Regions from separate parts of the Homo sapiens genome. Here all the other regions are linked to region 3. A link is a contact called in ENCODE Hi-C or POLR2A ChIA-PET data. All regions are on one chromosome and are shown on one strand. The core of a region is the stretch at or near the end of the contact, and the rest is flanking DNA. Distances in the headings are between cores, read along the strand shown.

Region 1 (2,700 bases), core at 15-2,514, 350 kb after region 3:
CGAGGCCAGAAATACCCAGGAAGTCACAGATTCAAGCATCATGCACAGAAAACAGCAACTCGATGCGACACGTGGTCCCGCTCTGACTCCAGGGCAGGAAACCATCCGCAGGACATGATGGGATGGGGGAAGTGAAATGGAACCGAGGAGGTGACATGGAACCAAGTGACTGTGCCACTCAGCCTCGCCCAGGAGTCAGCAAGGACACAGGCGAATATATGGGAAAGTGGAAGGAGGGCAGACAGAAATGGGGGAAGCGGGGAGGGAAGGTAGCAGGGAGAGAGAAGACAGGAGAGGAAGGAGCAAGAGCAGGGAAAGCCAGATAGTCTGGACGGGGGTAGAGGGGGATTGGGAAAAGGAAGGAGCCCAGGAGGGTGAGAGAAAGGAAATGGGGAAGGAGTGATGGGAGGGTGAGTCAGGCCCCCACCCCAACCCCCTGGGTCAGGACCGAAGCCAGTACACCCACTCTTGCCTCTTCCACGAGAGAGGTCTCCGGGGTGGGCGCAGACACCTAACTCAAACAGAACCCACCCCCAGGTGACTGGGGAGAGGCGAGATATTCCAAGGGTGGGGGCAGCAGAGACAATGCCCATTCTAGGCACCCCTTTGGTCCCCGCACCCTCCATCCCTTCCCTGCTCCAGCCCCTGGGGCCACAGCCTGCCCAGCGTCCCCCCACCACGGACACCCTCACATCCTCACACCCTCAGCCCCCACTTCCTCCCCTCCTCTTCCCTTCAGGAGCCTCCCCCTCCCTTCTCTTCCCCACTCAGGAGCCTCCCCCTCCCCCTTTTCGCCCCCCTCAGGAGCCTTCCCCTCCCCCCTTTCTCCCCCATCAGGAGCCTCCCCCTCCCTCATCTCTCCCCCATCAGGAGCCGCCCCTTCCTGTTCTCCCACCCACAGGGTGCCCTAAGCGCCTCCCCTCCACGAGCCTACACGGGGTGGGGGTTGCACTAGTTCCCTACCTGCCTGCAGGGCCCCTCACCGATCTGGATCTCAGCCACCTCCGGGGGGACCCGGCCCCTGCCCCGCACTCCACGCGAAGGGATGCCAGACCCTCGGCCTCCTGGACGCACAGCGGGGGCTCGCACCCCAACCCCGGGAACACCCTGGCCCCTTTCCCTAACGCTGCCCACTGAGGCGTCCTCACCGTCTACCCTGTTGGGGTCGCTCTCTGACCCCCGCGCTGCATCCCCGGGACCGACCCACCTGCTGCGCAGCTACCCCAGGCCGGTCCCAGCCGCCCGGAGCCCCAGTGCGCGATGGCGGCCGGCAAACTGCGCCTGCGCACTGGGCCTCACCGCGGACTACGACTCCCACAATGCCGCGAGGCTGTGCCGCGCACCGGGGCGAGCAAGGGAGCCGTGACAGGTGACAGTGCGCATGGCCAATCAGACGCGAGTGTGGCCTCCCGGCGTCCCGCCCACTCCGGCGCCTGCGTCATTTTGGGCACCATGGCAACGAAGTAAACAAGCGGGTAAATAATAGACCCCTGACAGCCAGAGACCCGGAGAAACAAAGACGGTGAGAAACGGAGAAACAAAGACAAAAAGACGCGCAGACCGGGAGGGAGAGAAGCATGAAGGCCCACAGACGCTCGGGGGCAGACCAAGACGCCCTGGGGTCCCCGAAACAGAGATGTACAGAGTCGGACACGGAAAGGGAGAGACCAGCTCACGGTTAAGAAAGGAGGGAGACCAGCCCAGGATCAAGAAAGGGAAAGACCAGCATGGGCTCAAGAAAAGAAAGAGACCAGCTCAGGCTCAGGAAAAGAGAGAGACCCAGAGAAAAGGAGCACTCGAGGCTGAGACAGATCTGGACAGAGATACAGAGACAGGGACCAGCAGACCCAGTACTGGGGAGACAAGAGGTGGAGACCCAGAGACACTGATGCGCTAAAATGGGTTCTACAGTTTCAAGGAGTGGATAGAACTCAAAGATTACCCACCCCAGGGATTCAGGAGCTGCTGAAATGAGGGAAATGTGAGTGGCAGCTGGGGTGAGGGCTTTGGCAAAGCCCCATATAAATGTAGCCCCCCTGGAAGGCAGGATAGGGCCAGGAGCTGCTTCCCATTTCAGTTTTCCAGATAGAGGCGCTTATGAGGATGCCATTTTGGTCGTTTTTGTGTGAACTGATTTTTAAAATGTATATCTGAACAGTTTATATATTTTAAATTTACATACACCACACATTTTGGTATTCAGTTTTATGAATTTTAACTCATATCCACCAACAAACTCGGGACAAAGAATAGCTCCACTGCCCAAAAATCCTCCTGCTGCCTCTTGGTAGTCACTCCCTCCCCACCCATAACCCCAGGAACAGCTAATCTAAGTAGTCCACTGCTACAATTTTGCCTTCACAGTGTCATATAAGTGGGATCATACAGTATGTGGCCTCTTCAGATTGGCTTTTTCACTGAACATAATTCCTTTGAGAGGCATTGAAGTAGTATGTATCAACAGTTCATTCCATTTTATTGAGAAGTAGTATTCTATGGTATATAGCAGTTTAAACCTTCTCCCACTGAGAGATATTAGGATCGTTTTAAGTATTTTGCTATTAAAAATAAAGCTGCTATGAACATTCGTGTACAGATTTTTCTGTGAACGTAAGTTTTCACTTTTCTGGGATAAAAGCCCAAGAGTGCAGTTTCTAGGTCACACAATGAACACGTGCTTATTAGTGTTGTAAGAAGCTG
Region 2 (2,946 bases), core at 177-2,676, 360 kb before region 3:
AATCACTTCTGAGGAAGAAGATAACATCATGGAATTCCACACCTTTTTTGAGGATAAGATGTGCATATGCTTCAACTATGAAAACGGTAGACAATGTTGTCCAGAAATGGCATGTATCAGCTGCTCTTGAGAAATAAAAATAAAATTCTAAGCACCCCCTAACTGACTGAATGGATGCCCTCTTGACCATGAGAACCCTAGAATAACTTTGGAAGCTGAATTCACCACTATAGAGGAACGGGAAATCAGACACACCTCATTATATCCCCTACCACACTACAATCATTAGGTTTTCTTCCCTAAGGGCTAAATAGAAATCAACCTTTTCAGAAGACTACTAGCTTATCTTCCAAGGTACAGAACAGAGAGAAGATGAGATTATTCATTCCTTCATCCTTCTCTGAGACATCTTCTTTATTCCCTTTTCCCCTCACGTGTTTACTCTATCTTATGTAAAATGTAGATTTACTGGGCACTAACTAAAGTTTCACATGTCTGTAATCATTTGTCTCACTGCCAACCCCTCTTCCTTTTTAAGGAAAATGTATAATAAATACTAAACCTCCTAAGAACCTCTTTGGAAAAACCAGCCACAGATGCTTCTGTGACTTACATTTTTCTGGATGTGCCCTTAGGCTGGTCCAGTAATCCTCCATGATTTGTGACTTATGCCTCAATCACTCATTTTGGTCGTCACTCTCATTTTCAGATAGGATTGTGATTCTTAAAATAAATGGAAAATATCTCAGATATGAAGTAGTAAGTATTATTAGAATAAAAGCGTTGCACCCTTCGTAGGAACACAATCGCTGACTCTACAGTCAGGTAAGATGTATTCTCTTTGATCCAGAGGCATAGCTTCACCCTTTCAACCTACTTCAGCGTCTCCTGTCATCCTTCCTACAAATTCCAGTCCATAGCCCTAACTGCGTAGTCTTTCTTTCTTCTTCTGGACCAAACATATTGAAGCTTACTAAACAGACGCCAAAGCGTAACTGTATGTGTATTTGAAAAGCAATAATATGGCTGGCAGGCATGAGTAGAGGCAGACTGCCTTTATGGTATGGGGTGTCTCTTTGGACCTGTAGTTATTGGGAATTAGCTGTGCTTAATAGAGTCTTAAGTAATAAGTTGCTAACATTTCTGTAAATATCCTATACTACAATCCAAAAAAATACCGTATGTTGCCTTTAAGAGCAAGCCAAGCCCCCTCCTGTCTTTGGAGTCGGGGACTCCGTTTCCCAGCTCCCCTGACAGTGCCACTGGGCCTTTATCTGCCATATAAGGACTGATCAACGCTCTAAGACAAGTCCGGAAGCGGTGTCGAAACTTCATAACCCAGAAGACACTGCAGCTCTCGGCGGCACGACTTACCCAATAAAGGCTTAGAAGGGGACGTTTGCGTGCGTGCGCACCGTCGGAGGGCGGGACTTCCGCCGTCCTCCTGGTGGTGGTCGTTTTGGTTCTGTGTGGTGTTTCACCAACTTCGGCCTATGGCTCTGTCTGACGTCACCGAAGTGACGGAACGGAAAAGCGCGAGAAGCGGCTCGGTTCCCACCACGGAGAGGCGGGAGTGAGTCAACTGACAAGCGCTGGGGACAGTGGCGTCCTTGTCTTGCCTTTGTCGCTCCCGCCCCGCTCTTCCCTGGCTGGGCTGGCGGAGGCCTTGCTGATGAACCTGACTGAGGTGGGTGTCCCGTCCCAGGCTCCCCCGCCCGACCGGTCCTCCCAGTGCTGAAGCCCCCTGAAGGGGCCCTGCAGGTCAGGCCCCTTGTCCCGAAGAGAGGGGCGTTCCTGTGTGGGGTCCCCGTATCAGCCGATTTGATGCAGCCTCAGAGCTCCCGTTAGGGACCTCAGGTTCAGAGCATGGAGGCGCTGCCGAGTGGGCTGTGTTGGGGCGTCAGGGGTGTGTGTTGTTTCTGCGGGAAAGAGAGGGTTTTGTGAATTCTCGCTTGGAATGGCAACCTGAGCAGCCAGTAACCATGGAAGGTTGTCAAGGGAGGGACAGTTGGAGGGGGCAGGTCCAGAGTTCGAAGTTTCAAGTTAGGAAAACCAGGTTAGGAATGGACACAGGGAGACGCGAAAAGGCCCTGAGGCCACTGCAGTAGACCCAGGAGAATTATGGTTGGGGCTGGACCAGTGACAGTAGAGGGAGATGTGATGAGATTCTTCATAGGCCTGAAAGATAGGGCCCGTAGGTTTTCCTGGTGCTTCAGTTATGTCTGAACAAAGGCAGTGAAGAACCGTTTCAAGTGTTTGTTTTGTTTTTTGTTTTCTGTTTGAACGTTTGGAAGAATGGAGTTGGGGAAGTCAGCATAAAGAGCAGATTTCCGGGAGAAGATCACAGGTTGGATTTTGGACATGGTGATTCTCAAATGTCTCAAGATGGATATGTCACACAGACAGGTGGACATAAAGGTGTGGAGTCTGAGGAAGGGGATTGGGTTGGCGATACCAGACGGATGGAGGGCTTGGACTGGGCCAGAGAATGGTCTGAGGATCAGATTGAGTAGGTCGGTCTCGGGTTTTTTTTGTTTGTTTGTTTGCATAAATTTAAGGAGTCAAGTGCAGTTTTGTTATATGGATATATTTGCATAGTGGTCAAGTCTGGGCTTTTAATGTATCCATCGCCTGAATAATGTACATTGTATCCATTAAGTAATTTTTCATCACTCATCTTCGTCTCATCCTTCTACCTGTTTGGAGTCTCCAATGTTTGTCATTCCACACTCTTTGTCCATGTGTACACATTATTCAGCTTCCACTTGTAAGTGAGAACATTTGGTATTTGACTTTCTGTTTCTGAGTTGTTTCATTTAATAATGGCCTCCAGTTCCATCCACATTGCTGTAAAAGACATAGTTTCATGCTTTTTTTTTTTTTTGTGGCCTAGTGGTATTACCTTGTGTATATATATGCCACATTTTCTTTACCCAGTCATACATT
Region 3 (3,060 bases), core at 185-2,684:
CTGAACATAGAAGACATAGGTTTTTTAAGAACTGAGCGGCTGGGTACAGTGGCTCATGCCTTTAATCCCAGCACTTTGGGAGGCCGAGACAGGTGGATCACCTGAGGTTGAGAGTTCGAGACCAGCCTGACCAACATGGAGAAACCCCGTCTCTACTAAAAATACAAAATTAGCCAGGTATGGTGGCTCATGCCTGTAATCCCATCCATAACATTAATTTATTAGGCAAAACACTCCTTGCCATGGAAACAGAAATAAAGAATAGTCACAAAAAAAAAAAAAGAAAAGAAATAAATAAAGTCTGTTTTATCTAATACAAAAAAAAAAAAATAGCCACTTCCCAGCAATAACATGAACTCCTGGATTTAAGACACAACCAATATCAACAGGTGGAGAGCATCTTCTGCATACGTGCCCCACCTTTGAAAACTGCAGCCATTTATCACTACCAAAATAGCATTTCTTTCATTGGTCTTCCTGTAAGATTGATAAATCTTAGATAAATTAATCCAGAATTAATTGAATATAAGTTGGAATCTCAAGCGAGGGATACTAAGTGGATAAAAGTGTTGCTCAATGTACTGGACACTATGATTGATTTTATAGGCAGGAGAGTTGTCTTCTGTGGGAATCACAGACAGAGATTCAGCATGTATTCCTGCTTTAGGGAACACAACATTTCTCCTCTATCTTCCTTGTCTTGTCCTATCTGGATTAGTTCTCTCTTGTCCCTGACAGACTGAGAAACTGACTCTAATGCCTCAGAGTGCATTCATGTGAATTTATAACACAATAATGTTTATCAGCCTCTGCTGCCAGTACCGGGATTTTGCGACTGAAAGACTGTTCAAAACGTTATGATAATTTGGATTTTTAGTCTTTGGGGGCATCCTAAATAATAAGTTTAGCATCGGAGAGCTCGAGTTCCCCAAAATCTAAAATAATATTTTTTCAAATACTTGAGTGATCAGTTACAGACACTAATCTCCAAAAATCTCAATACGGGTTCTAAGGCTAGGTGAGACTATCCTCTACCCTAGAAGGACATGCACTTTAAGGACAGGCCGCTGAGATGGAGCTGGGCCTTTCCTGCAAGTAAGTGAACGTGATGGTAGGGTATACCTGACAGCATAGTTTGACAGGGGATATAGACTTTCAAGGAGAAAATAGACATGAAATAGATACATGCAGAAGTATAGTCAAATTGAGGGAAGATGACACTTAGGCCAGAGTAGTGTTTATTCACCACTCTGTGCAATCAAGCGCCTCTGAGAAGGCCTTCTTTACCGCCTTGGAACTGTCTTGGAACCTGAGGAAACTACATAACCCAGAAATCTCTGCGTCGAATGACAGCGCGTCAGAGCCAATGAGGGCTCAAAATAAAGGCGTTTCCGCGGAAACAGTATAAAGGTGGGACTTCCGGCGTCCTCTACTAGTGGCCATTTTGATTGGTGTTGGGTGTATTTTCCAGTGAGAGACCGCGGAGTGTTGGGTCGTGTAGAAGTGACTGAACCCAGAAGGTGGAGACGAGACGTTGTCCCGACTGCACAGAGGCTGCTCTGCAGCTCCTTAAAGGCGCTAGGCGTGACCCGCACCAAGGCCGGGATCGGGACCACCGTGCCCGGGTACCTGCACTGCTCGCCCCCTCCTTTCGACCCCGCTTTCCCCACCCAGTCGGATGGCGGCGGCCGCGCTGAGGCCCCCGGCTCAGGTAATTGTGGCGTCTTCCGTGCCCTCAGGTCACCTCATCTTTACCTAAGTCCAAAAGCAGAGAGGAAGCGGCGCCTGCTCAAGGTTTTACACCCTGAACCCGGCGTCGGGACACTGAGGCGCTCTCTATGGGCCCCCGTTTTTGACACCCGCGGGATGCGCTCAGGAGAGCTACAGGCACAGGGAGCGGTGCAGGCAAAGGCCTGGAGATGAACTGAGCCGAGAGGATCGTAACCTAGGGTCCACAGGCACCTGTCGGGAGCAAAGTGTGAGGCAGAGCTCCTCCTGGAAGAGCAGGCTGAGGACCGTGTATTCACCCTGAGAACGCTGGAAGCCATGGACAGCTTCCAACAAAGGAAGGAAAAGATCAATGTCCAGGCTTTAAAGGTTTCCCAAAGTCCAGTCGAAAAAGAACACAGGGGATGACTTTTGGGCCCTGGGAGGTTGAATTCTTGTTCAACCTCTACAGATCAGATAGGTGCTAAGAGATGACATTTTGTACTGAGGCGCTCAGTTCAGACAACCAACTCGCGTTTACCTAGTTACAGGGCCAAGAAAGAGTTCAGGGAGGCCTGAGCTTATCAAATCTCATCAGGGATACATTCTTGTAGCTTGTGCCTCTCCTCTCAGGAACTCCTGGCTGCAGAAGCACTTGCAGAACCTCCGCAGGGAAGCGGAGGGTGTTATTCCCTCACTGGCCCTAACTCCTATCCACATGCTCTTTAGATTGGGATGTCCTGGGATTCTTAGGTACCTTTTTTTTTTTTTTTTTAAGTTTTTTGATATGGGAACCCTGGAGGAACCTTAAACCCAGGATCCAAAGTCTGTGACACAGGATATATGGAGGTATTCCCATTTCTGTCAACCAGTATAAACATACTTGGAAGGTTAACCCAGGAGTTAGTACCAGGATGTGAAATGCTTAGAGGTGAAACTGACCAGAGGGAGGAGGTGATGTTGCCACAGTTTCATCTGGCTGTAGTCTCCTCTGGCTGTACAGTGGAGAACAGACTGTGGGGTTGAGAGAGGAGGAAATAAGATGAGAGTTGAGGCTTTTGCCGTAATCCAAGTGAGGGTTAACAGACTAAGATTCATGGCTAAGGAGATGTGGCTGGATTCAAAGTTGATATTTTGTTACAGCATCTAGGTTTCCTAATACACAAAGTAAGGGCATGAAGAGAGCAATCAGGATCCCGAGGTTTTTGGTCTTAGTAGCTGTAGCTATGGAAGCTGCATCAGCTGAGATGAGCATGTTGGTAATAAACATAATTAGAATATTATGCAAATATCAGGATGACTGTTATGGCCATATGAAGAGTCAGAGACGAATAAGTGTAGGCATCAAATGGC

What was found. A loop is a pair of places that touch in the nucleus more often than their neighbours do. ChIA-PET counts read pairs that join two places held with the same protein, here RNA polymerase II (POLR2A). Pooled maps may share reads with other maps.
Region 1: a map of naive thymus-derived CD4-positive, alpha-beta T cell shows a loop between it and region 3 (11-fold over the local background). The contact joins the promoter of ZSCAN18 here to the promoter of ZNF776 in region 3. A Hi-C loop is called at or near these places in 1 of 168 maps with a recorded cell type or tissue (naive thymus-derived CD4-positive, alpha-beta T cell), 1 of 37 single-sample maps with no recorded cell type and 9 of 50 pooled maps.
Region 2: a loop to region 3 is called in a map of CD8-positive, alpha-beta T cell, with 17 times the contacts of the local background. The contact joins the promoter of ZNF548 here to the promoter of ZNF776 in region 3. A Hi-C loop is called at or near these places in 2 of 168 maps with a recorded cell type or tissue (CD8-positive, alpha-beta T cell and naive thymus-derived CD4-positive, alpha-beta T cell) and 9 of 50 pooled maps. POLR2A ChIA-PET finds 5 or more read pairs at or near these places in 1 of 52 experiments (activated B cell).

What each region holds. Positions count from the first base shown.
Region 1 is chr19:58,096,967-58,099,666 of GRCh38, forward strand. ZSCAN18 (zinc finger and SCAN domain containing 18) reads right to left here and starts at 1,265. Exons shown (of 7, transcript NM_001145543.2): 1 at 1,208-1,265.
Region 2 is chr19:57,388,428-57,391,373 of GRCh38, forward strand. It overlaps ZNF548 (zinc finger protein 548), which reads left to right and starts at 1,427. Exons shown (of 4, transcript NM_001172773.2): 1 at 1,427-1,687. The coding sequence starts at 1,673. RefSeq lists enhancers at 985-1,064, 1,205-1,684.
Region 3 is chr19:57,745,381-57,748,440 of GRCh38, forward strand. ZNF776 (zinc finger protein 776) reads left to right here and starts at 1,435. Exons shown (of 3, transcript NM_173632.4): 1 at 1,435-1,711. The coding sequence starts at 1,679. RefSeq lists an enhancer at 1,447-1,496.